3 separate regions of the Homo sapiens genome follow, and all the other regions are linked to region 2. The links are chromatin contacts, found by Hi-C or POLR2A ChIA-PET in ENCODE. All regions are on one chromosome and are shown on one strand. The core of a region is the stretch at or near the end of the contact, and the rest is flanking DNA. Distances in the headings are between cores, read along the strand shown.

Region 1 (2,896 bases), core at 173-2,672, 1.7 Mb before region 2:
ACCTCATTTGTAGACAGGAGCAATGCCAGGCCTGCCTCCCTCACAGGGTTGTGGTATGGTTTCACATCAATTAAGAGAGGATGGACAATTATTACAGTTCCTGAAAGGACTCCCCTATCTCTATTCTTGCTCCCCACAGTCCATTTTCCACACAACAGCCACAGTGATCTTTTAAAATTGCAAACCAGATCATAACACTTTCTGGCTTAAAACTCTACAATGTCTTTGTATTGCACCTAAAAATAAAGGCCAACTTCTCTATCACGGCCAATAAGGCCCTGCATGACCTGAAACTGGCTGGTTCTCTGATCTCATCCCTCTAGCCTCCTTTTAAATCTTCAAGACATCTGACTCTGTATGTGGTAGTTTAATGTATGAATGAGTCTCCCCACCATCCTCTACCCGCAAGCTCTCCATTTCTCCCTTCTCAGTGTAACTTGGTGGCTCAATCTGCCACAGGGCCCATGCACTTAAAGTGCACTTCCCCCAGAACTTCACATAATCATTCAAGTCGGTTTCAATATCCTGCACTTTTCCTAGGCCCCTATCTAAAACAGCTCCTCCTCAATCCTAGTCACAATGTACTATTGTAACTAGGACCGTACTGTTACATCATCTTCATAGCTCTTTTCATCCTTTGAAAAATAATTTATTTTTTAATTTTTTATTGACGAGGTCATGCCCTGTCGGCCATGCTGGGTGCAGTACTGCCATAATAGCTCACTGAAGCCTCGAATTCCTGGGCTCAAGTGATTCTCCCGCCTCAGCCTCCCGCGTAGCTGGGACCACAGACACGCGCTACCACGCCCGGCTAATATTTCATTTTTTTTGTAGAGATGGGGTCTGGCTGTGTTGCCCAGGCAGGTCTCGAACTCCCGGCTTCAAGCGATTCTCCCTCCTCGGCCTCCCAAAGTGCTGGGATTACAGGCCTAATCCACCGGGGTGCGACCCGGCCGAAATTATTTTTATTTATTGTCATCTGTTTCACCCAGTAGACTGTAACCTCCACTAAGGCCCCTGTCTGTCACGATCTCTGCTAAAATCCAGAAAATAATGCCTGTACACAGGAGGCGATCCAAAACTATTTACTGAATGAATGACTGAATGCCTTGGCTACTCCTCTAAAGACCAAACGGATTCTATCCAGCCCAAAAGACACATTCCATCTGGCCAGTCGTAGCCGGACCGAGACAGCCGAGCCCCGGAGTCGAAGTCCCGCCCTGCAGGGTCCTCACCGTCTGAAACCATGGCTGTCCCAGCACCTCAGCGCAGAGCAAGTGGTGGTCAGGGGAGCGTCTCAAATCCTGCGCAGCCCAACGTCCGGCGCCGCCAAGTGACGCACGAGGTGCTGTGACTCGTGCCAGCCCCCTAATCTGCGGAAGTGGAGTGCGGGGAGTGCGCCGGAAGAGGGGTACGGAAGTGCGCCGGAAGTGGGGTGCGGAGGTGTGCAGCGCGCTGTCAGACTGGCTCGCAGGCGGCGCGGCCGGCGGACCCGTTCGAGACAGCGCGGGCGGCTCGGGTCCCCTGGGGCTCCGCAGCAGGAGGACGCCATGGACGACAAGGGTAAATCAAGACAGGCCAGGGCTGCTAGGCTACAGCAGCGCCGTTCAGGGGTCCCCCCAACCTCTCACATCCAGGCTGAGCTCCCGAAGAGATTTCTTTTGAATTTCAGGCTGCTCCGCTGGTTGTGTTTCCAGAGTCACAACTAAATCCCTCGCGCTGCTCTTGTTTTCAGGGATGCGCCCTGGCAGTATCTGCAGGCATCCCTCCCACACATACGCTCCTTCCCAGTGCCAGTCTCCTTCCTGCCTTGTTGGATCTGTCATTAAAATTAGAATGAATAAGGCATATTTGATGTGCTCATCTAGTATGGTTATTAAGTGAAAAACAAGGGCAAACTAATACACTTTTCATGTAAAGAAATAAAGGGGAGTGGGTGGAACTCCATGTATAATATTTGTAACATATATGTGTATGTGAATAGACATGTATTAGCATAGACTGTCTGGAGGGGTGCAGGAGAAATTGGCAAGATGGTTGACTCTGGGATCCTCTCAGATTTTAGGACCAAAGAGGCTGAAGAGAGAATGACTTTTCATCATCATTTACTCGGGCTTAATTTTTAGGCCTTGCACACCAGTAGCTTTTTTTTTTTTTTTTTTGAGACGGAGTCTCGCTCTGTCACCCAGGCTGGAGTGCAGTGGCGCAGTCTCGGCTCACTGCAAGCTCCGCCTCCCGGGTTCACGCCATTCTCCTGCCTCAGCCTCCCAAGTAGCTGGGACTACAGGCGCCCGCCACTACGCCCGGCTAATTTTTTGTATTTTTAGTAGAGACGGGGTTTCACCGTTTTAGCCGGGATGGTCTCGATCTCCTGACCTCGTGATCCGCCCGCCTCGGACTCCCAAAGTGCTGGGATTACAGGCGTGAGCCACCGCGCCCGGCCACCAGTAGCTTTTTCAAAATAAAAAAGAGCTCTTGCAAACAGCAAAGTGGTATTTTCTCTATTCCCATCAACATTTATTGCATCCCTGAAACCAAATACCCTAAAAAGAAAGTATTTTTTAAATTGTTTGCTTCTTAAAGTCAACAGTCATTAACAAGCTCTCTTGCCTTATAGGCTGCTAAATGAATTAGGTGAATCACTTTTTTCCCTTTTTCCAGAGTTAATTGAATACTTTAAGTCTCAGATGAAAGAAGATCCTGACATGGCCTCAGCAGTGGCTGCCATCCGGACGTTGCTGGAGTTCTTGAAGAGAGATAAAGGTATATAGAGAGTCATCTGTTAACACTCTGGGACTTAGGATAGTCTTTTTTTTCTTTTCTTTTTTTTTTTTTTTAAAGAGACGGAGCCTCACTCTGTCACCCAGGCTGGAGTGCAGTGGCGAGATCTTGGCTC
Region 2 (2,807 bases), core at 67-2,566:
GCTTTTACTTAAAATAAAAAATTAGCCTGGCGTACTGGCGCTCGCCTGTAATCCCTACTACTCGGGAGGCTGAGGCAGGAGAATCACTTGAACCCAGGAGGCAGAGGCTGCAGTGAGCCGAGATTGAGCCACTGCACTCCAGCCTGGGTGACAAAGCAAGACTCCGTCTCAGACAAAAAAAAAAGAAACTTCATCTTACATCACCTAAAATGCATTCCATCCCACCCTACTTGGGCATAATTAATTGCATCTTCCTCTGCAAACTGATCTGTGATTTTACACTAGATGGCATAAGAAAACCTGCATCAGCTTTTGAGCCAGACCCACCACTGCCACTTCCGAACTACATGACCTTAGATAGGCGTTTGCCCCACTCTGGGCCTCAGTTTCCTCCTTATGCAATAAGGATGATGAGCCTTATTTGTAACTCAAAGTTCGGTCCTTAGACCACTAGCATCAGCATTGCTGGGAGTTTGCTACAAATGCAGAATCTGCTCCCTTGCCTCAAACAAAATCTGCATTTTAATAAGATCCCCAGGTAATTCATATACACACTGAAGTTTAAGAATTCACGATACAATCAGCAAATGCCGGGTGCAGTAGCTCACGCCTGTAATCCCAGCACTTTGAAAGGCCGAGGTGGAAGGATCGCTTGAGGCCATGAGTTCGATACCAACCTGGGCAACACAGTGAGACTCTGTCTTTACAAAAAGTACAAAATTAAGATAAGGCAGTCAGCGAGGCACATGACAGCTGTTTAATCACCAAGTAACACCTGTTTCCCCCTCCCTAAAATGGAAAGAGTAACAGCATCCACCTCAAAGGGTTGTTGCAAAGATTAAATTAACTCAACAATGCACAGCACTTAAACCAGCGCCTAGCACACAGCAGGGCTCCACAAACTCTTGCTGGATATCAATATGGCTAACTCTTCAGTTGCTAAAGTTCTTTGCCTGCCTTCTTGTGCCGACAGAGGCCGCACTTGCGGCGCCTTGGGCCTCCCAGGGAGATCCGTTGCGGAGCGCCCAAACTGAGGCCGCCCTGGCATCCCAGTACCCCAGGGACTCCGGGCCGGGTTAGGCGACTTGGGGCGCCCCGAACCCACACTCACGCTTTCCAGCACGTCATAGTTGGCCTTGATCTGCGCTTCTATCTCCTCCTTGCGCCGCATCAGCTCCTGGACGTCGCTGACAGTCACGACGCCGGCCTGCGAGGAGCCTCCGCTCTGCCTCGCTTCCTCGTCGGACATCGTGAACCCCGGGCCGCGACTCCAGAGACCCGGCTCCCGGGCTAGGGACGACGCCCCAGTCGACCGTAACTACGGCTCCGCCCATGCGCCAAAACACCACAGCCGTCCGCGAACGCGAGAACAGTCAAGGGGCGGGGCTTGGGATGGGGCTTAGGGCGGAGCTGGGTCACCGGAAGCCGCGCCCTGCCGGAACACGTGCGCCTGTGGTGACCCGGCAGGAGTAGCGTCGGAAGCAATGGATCCCCACGCAATTGCACACCAACGCTAGGGGATGATCTCGCCCCAGCTGACTCATTTTCTCATTCGTGCAGCAGACATTTATTGAGCGCCTACTGTATGGATGGATACTGTACGCCAGAGAACCGCTGCGTGGCGCTCCAATTCAGTTCTTCACATCCACACAGCCCTGGAGGATTTACAAAATACATTAAGGTTCCTTATCCCTCACTTTACAGATCCGATATGCCTGAGTACACACCCCGTATCTTGCCACTTAACGGCAATCTGTGTGACCCTAGGTCACTACTTGGCTTCTCTGGGCCTCAGTTTCCTCATCTGTAAAATGGGGCAGTAATTGATAGCAATCTATCTCATAGAGCTGTCCTTCTGCTAACAAATATTCATGGAATGATTCCTATGAGCCATATACTGTTGAAGGTGCTGGATGTTCCTGTTAAGGCCTCTAAAAATCGTAGTGATAATAATAACGGTAACAGTGTTTATTTATTGATACTTATAATGTGCCAGACGCTGTTCTAAATGCCTTACATATATTAATTCAACAACCTCATGAAGCTAGATTATTACATCCCAATTTGACAGCTGAGAAAACCGTCTCAATAACCAATTTACCCAACTAGCAAAATGTGAGGCCAAAATTCCAACCCAGCTTACCTAAACAATCAACTTTGATATCTGACCATGTGCCTCTAATATTTTGTCTTGAAAAGGGCTCAGCGGTCATCTGTGTAGTATTCAAACATGTTTGCCCTGAATCTAATCATTGGAAAACAGACATATCCAAAAGAAGGGACATACTTCAAAACAACTGGCCTGAAAACTTCAAAAAAAGTCAATGTTGTGAAATACACATGGGGAATAAGGGGTGGGGGACAGAGAAAGGAGGCGGATATGCAATTGCCTAGATTTAAGAACACTAAAGATGTGCATCAACTAAATGCAATGGGCCAGGTGTGGTGGCTCATGCCTATAATCCCAGCACTTTGGGAGGCTGTGGCAAGCAGATCATTTGAGGTCAGGAGTTTGAGACTAGCCTCGCCAACATGGTGAAACCCTGTCTCTACCAAAAATATAAAATATTAGCCGGGTGTGGTGGCACACACCTGTAATCCCAGGTACTCAGGAGGCTGAGGTCTCGAACCCCTGGCCTCAAGTGATCCAGCCCAGCTCGGCCTTTCAAAGTGCTGGGATTACAGGAGTGAGCTACCGCACCCCTCAAAAATAAACTAACATTTCTAACATTATCGAGAGAGAGAGAGAGAGAAATACAGGTGCAGTGGCTCATACCTGTAGTCCCATTATGCTGGGAGATCAAGGC
Region 3 (2,701 bases), core at 97-2,596, 1.0 Mb before region 2:
AAGAGGTTGGCAGAGCCCAGCCTAACGTATGGATGGAGAACACAGACCTTATGTTTTACCCATGGAGTTGCAGAAGAATCAGCTTTATACACAAAGCCCCTAAGTCTGCCGATAAGCATTTGCTGAATGCCTCGACTGTGTTCAGAGCTGAGTTATGAGACGAGGTCAGTGTGTTATGATGCCAGCGTGGTGGACGCCAGACTGGGAGCCAGGAGACCTGCCAATTACTTGATTTTCAGAAACAAAGCAAAAGCCCAAAAAATTTCCCCTTCTCAGGGCTTCAGTTCCCTTATGTGTAAAATTAGGGGGCTGTCATGGTTAACCTCAGCCTTAGGTTTCTTCTAACTAGAACTGTGACAGATTCCAAAGTAGGATAATGAGTTCCCAGGCTCCTGGATCTTAAGAGGCTTCCCGGTAGCTGAGAGACTGAGAGCGACTGCACCCTAAATCGTGTTGTTTCTGAAAGAGCACAGGTTGGCCCACCTGGATGTCTGGGCACCTTCCTCTGAGGTGATGCAAAGGGGCCACTCAATGGGTCCTTGCTCAAAATGCTCCAGCCTTACTGGCCTTCTTCCCATTCCTGAATGCACCAAGTTAGTCCTGTCCCAGGGCCTTTGCACGTGCTGGTTTTGCTGCCTTGAGCTTCCTACAGGAATGGTGGCTGGTTCCTCCCTTCTCATCCTTCACATTTCCTTAGACGCCACCTTCTCCGAAAGTGCCATCTCTTACTACCCTAAAGGTCTTTTTATTTTCTTATTTCAGTGTCCATTCCCTTATTTGTGATCGCCTAATTATTTTACTTATTTCTTGTTTTGTTTGCGTCCTCTTTCATTCTGTTAGCTCCATGTAAGCAGGGGTCCGTTTTGCTTTATTCAGAACTGTATACTCAATGCCCAGTACAGAGTAGGTCTCAAAACATATTTGTTAAATGAATGACGTGGCAGCTCCACAATTCCAAGTAACCAATGACACCTAAAGTTGTTTCCCCATGAAGTCTCTGTCTTTTGGGTTCCGTGCATCGGGCTGGGCTCACAGGCTGCGGGAACTTCCTTCCCACTGCCTGTTTTCCTTGGATCGCGGTATCTCTCTTCCTGGAGGAAAAAGGCTCTTATGACCTCATGGCGCGCTCTCCCGAGCCGCAGTGACGTCATTAATGCGCTCACGCGTCACAGCCCAATCATAGGGCCCTTCCCCTCCCTTTAGAAGTCCCGACTGTCCCTGACACATTCCACTCCAAGCGAGCCGCGACACTTACGTCACGTCCGCCCGCCCGCGCGGTGATGACGTCACGACCCAGGGCTGGCGTCACGTGTCCCCCCCGCGGGGGGCGGCCCTTGAGGGCGGCGCTTCCGGTCGGCGGAGCCTGGTGGCCGCAGCGGCGGTGGCGACGACGGCCGAGACGTGGGGATGGCGGGCGCCGGGAGCGAAGCCCGGTTCGCCGGGCTGTCGCTGGTGCAGCTCAACGAGCTGCTGGAGGACGAGGGCCAGCTGACGGAGATGGTGCAGAAGATGGAGGAGGTGAGCCGAGCTGGGCTTAAGGCGGCGGCTGTGAGGCCTCGAGCGGGGTTCGCTCCTCGAACGGTGGCCGGAGGCGGAGGCGACCGCGGCGCCTCCGGTCGTGTTGAGGGGACTGGGCTAGAAATGGGGGCGCTTGGGGCGGGGTGCGGGAGCCAGGGAACCGCGACTGGTGCTTAGGCAGGAATAGGGGGCCTGAGAGGGGGTTTGAGGCACTGAGGGGACCGAGACTAGGGCGGAGGCGGGAAAAAGGGTCCTGAGACGGGGCTTGGGGAGCCGATTGGGGGTCCTGAGACAAGGTTTTGTGGGGCTGAGGACTTAAGGCTGGGTCTGAAGACTTAAGGCTGGGTCTGAAGTGGAGATTAGGGAGCCTGGAATGGGAATTTGGGGATTAGAGTGCTATCGTTGGGTCTAGGCGGAAGAGGACGGAACTGGGGGGATCTGAGATTGGTTTGGTCGGAGGAGCGGGGAGAGTAATAAGGGCTGAGTCGGAGGCGAGGATTAGGGGTGACTGAGGGGGACCAAGAGCTAGATCTGGTAGAGGTTGGGGGGTTTCCTTTGAGAGGAAAGGTTGGGGACAACCAGGGGGACTGAGGCAGCTATAGGGGATCAGAGTAGGTTTTGGGGGACTGAGTGGACTATCCAAATAGGACTCTTAGGAGAGGATTGAGGGTTCCAAGATGGGTTCGGGAGGCTGAGGGTCTGTAGCTGAGTCTATGAGGTGGTTCTGAGGCTCTTTAAGGGTTGGGCGAGGGTCCCCAGCCCAGGGTTTGGAGGCAGGAGTCCATGGTCATACCATAGCCAGGGTAAGGTTTGAAGGTTCCATGTATCTAAGGGGTCCCAATAATGCCCCTGGAGTCTGACTTCTTTTGAAGTGGCCCCAGCAGAGTTACGGGAGTTCGTGGATGGGCCTAAGGGTGGCGACAGGATACGTTTTTCTGTAAGGGTTGCCCCCTCCACCGAGGAAGGGAAGGTGGGAAATTTAGTGTGGCTGGCTTTGTACCACTGCGTCCCACGTGTCTGGGACTAAGGAAGGTTCCTGGAGCAGTTTCAGGAAGAAGTTAAAATGGGGGTTTGGGGCTGGCTGCCAACCCTCACCTCTGAGAGTCAAGCCTTGCCCAGCCCCTGGAAGGCATGTGCCAGCTCCTGTTTCTGGTTATCTTCCTTCACACCTTGAGGTGTGGTT

What was found. Hi-C counts contacts between places; a loop is a spot of excess contacts on that map. ChIA-PET counts read pairs that join two places held with the same protein, here RNA polymerase II (POLR2A). Pooled maps may share reads with other maps.
Region 1: a loop to region 2 is called in a pooled map, with 11 times the contacts of the local background. The contact joins the promoter of EIF2B1 here to the promoter of PSMD9 in region 2. A Hi-C loop is called at or near these places in 5 of 50 pooled maps.
Region 3: a loop to region 2 is called in a pooled map, with 2.7 times the contacts of the local background. The contact joins the promoter of VPS37B here to the promoter of PSMD9 in region 2. A Hi-C loop is called at or near these places in 3 of 50 pooled maps. POLR2A ChIA-PET finds 5 or more read pairs at or near these places in 2 of 52 experiments (T-cell and activated T-cell).

Annotation. Positions count from the first base shown.
Region 1 is chr12:123,632,212-123,635,107 of GRCh38, reverse strand. EIF2B1 (eukaryotic translation initiation factor 2B subunit alpha) reads left to right here and starts at 1,422. Exons shown (of 9, transcript NM_001414.4): 1 at 1,422-1,563; 2 at 2,662-2,763. The coding sequence starts at 1,551. GTF2H3 (general transcription factor IIH subunit 3) reads right to left here and starts at 1,279. Exons shown (of 13, transcript NM_001516.5): 1 at 1,236-1,279. The coding sequence starts at 1,248. RefSeq lists an enhancer at 1,206-1,395.
Region 2 is chr12:121,887,299-121,890,105 of GRCh38, reverse strand. It overlaps PSMD9 (proteasome 26S subunit, non-ATPase 9), which reads right to left and starts at 1,316. Exons shown (of 6, transcript NM_002813.7): 1 at 1,112-1,316. The coding sequence starts at 1,249. It also overlaps a transcript of HPD not described here. RefSeq lists enhancers at 432-1,045, 1,013-1,412, 1,046-1,659.
Region 3 is chr12:122,894,769-122,897,469 of GRCh38, reverse strand. VPS37B (VPS37B subunit of ESCRT-I) reads left to right here and starts at 1,346. Exons shown (of 4, transcript NM_024667.3): 1 at 1,346-1,518. The coding sequence starts at 1,408. RefSeq lists a silencer at 1,203-1,352 and an enhancer at 1,533-1,682.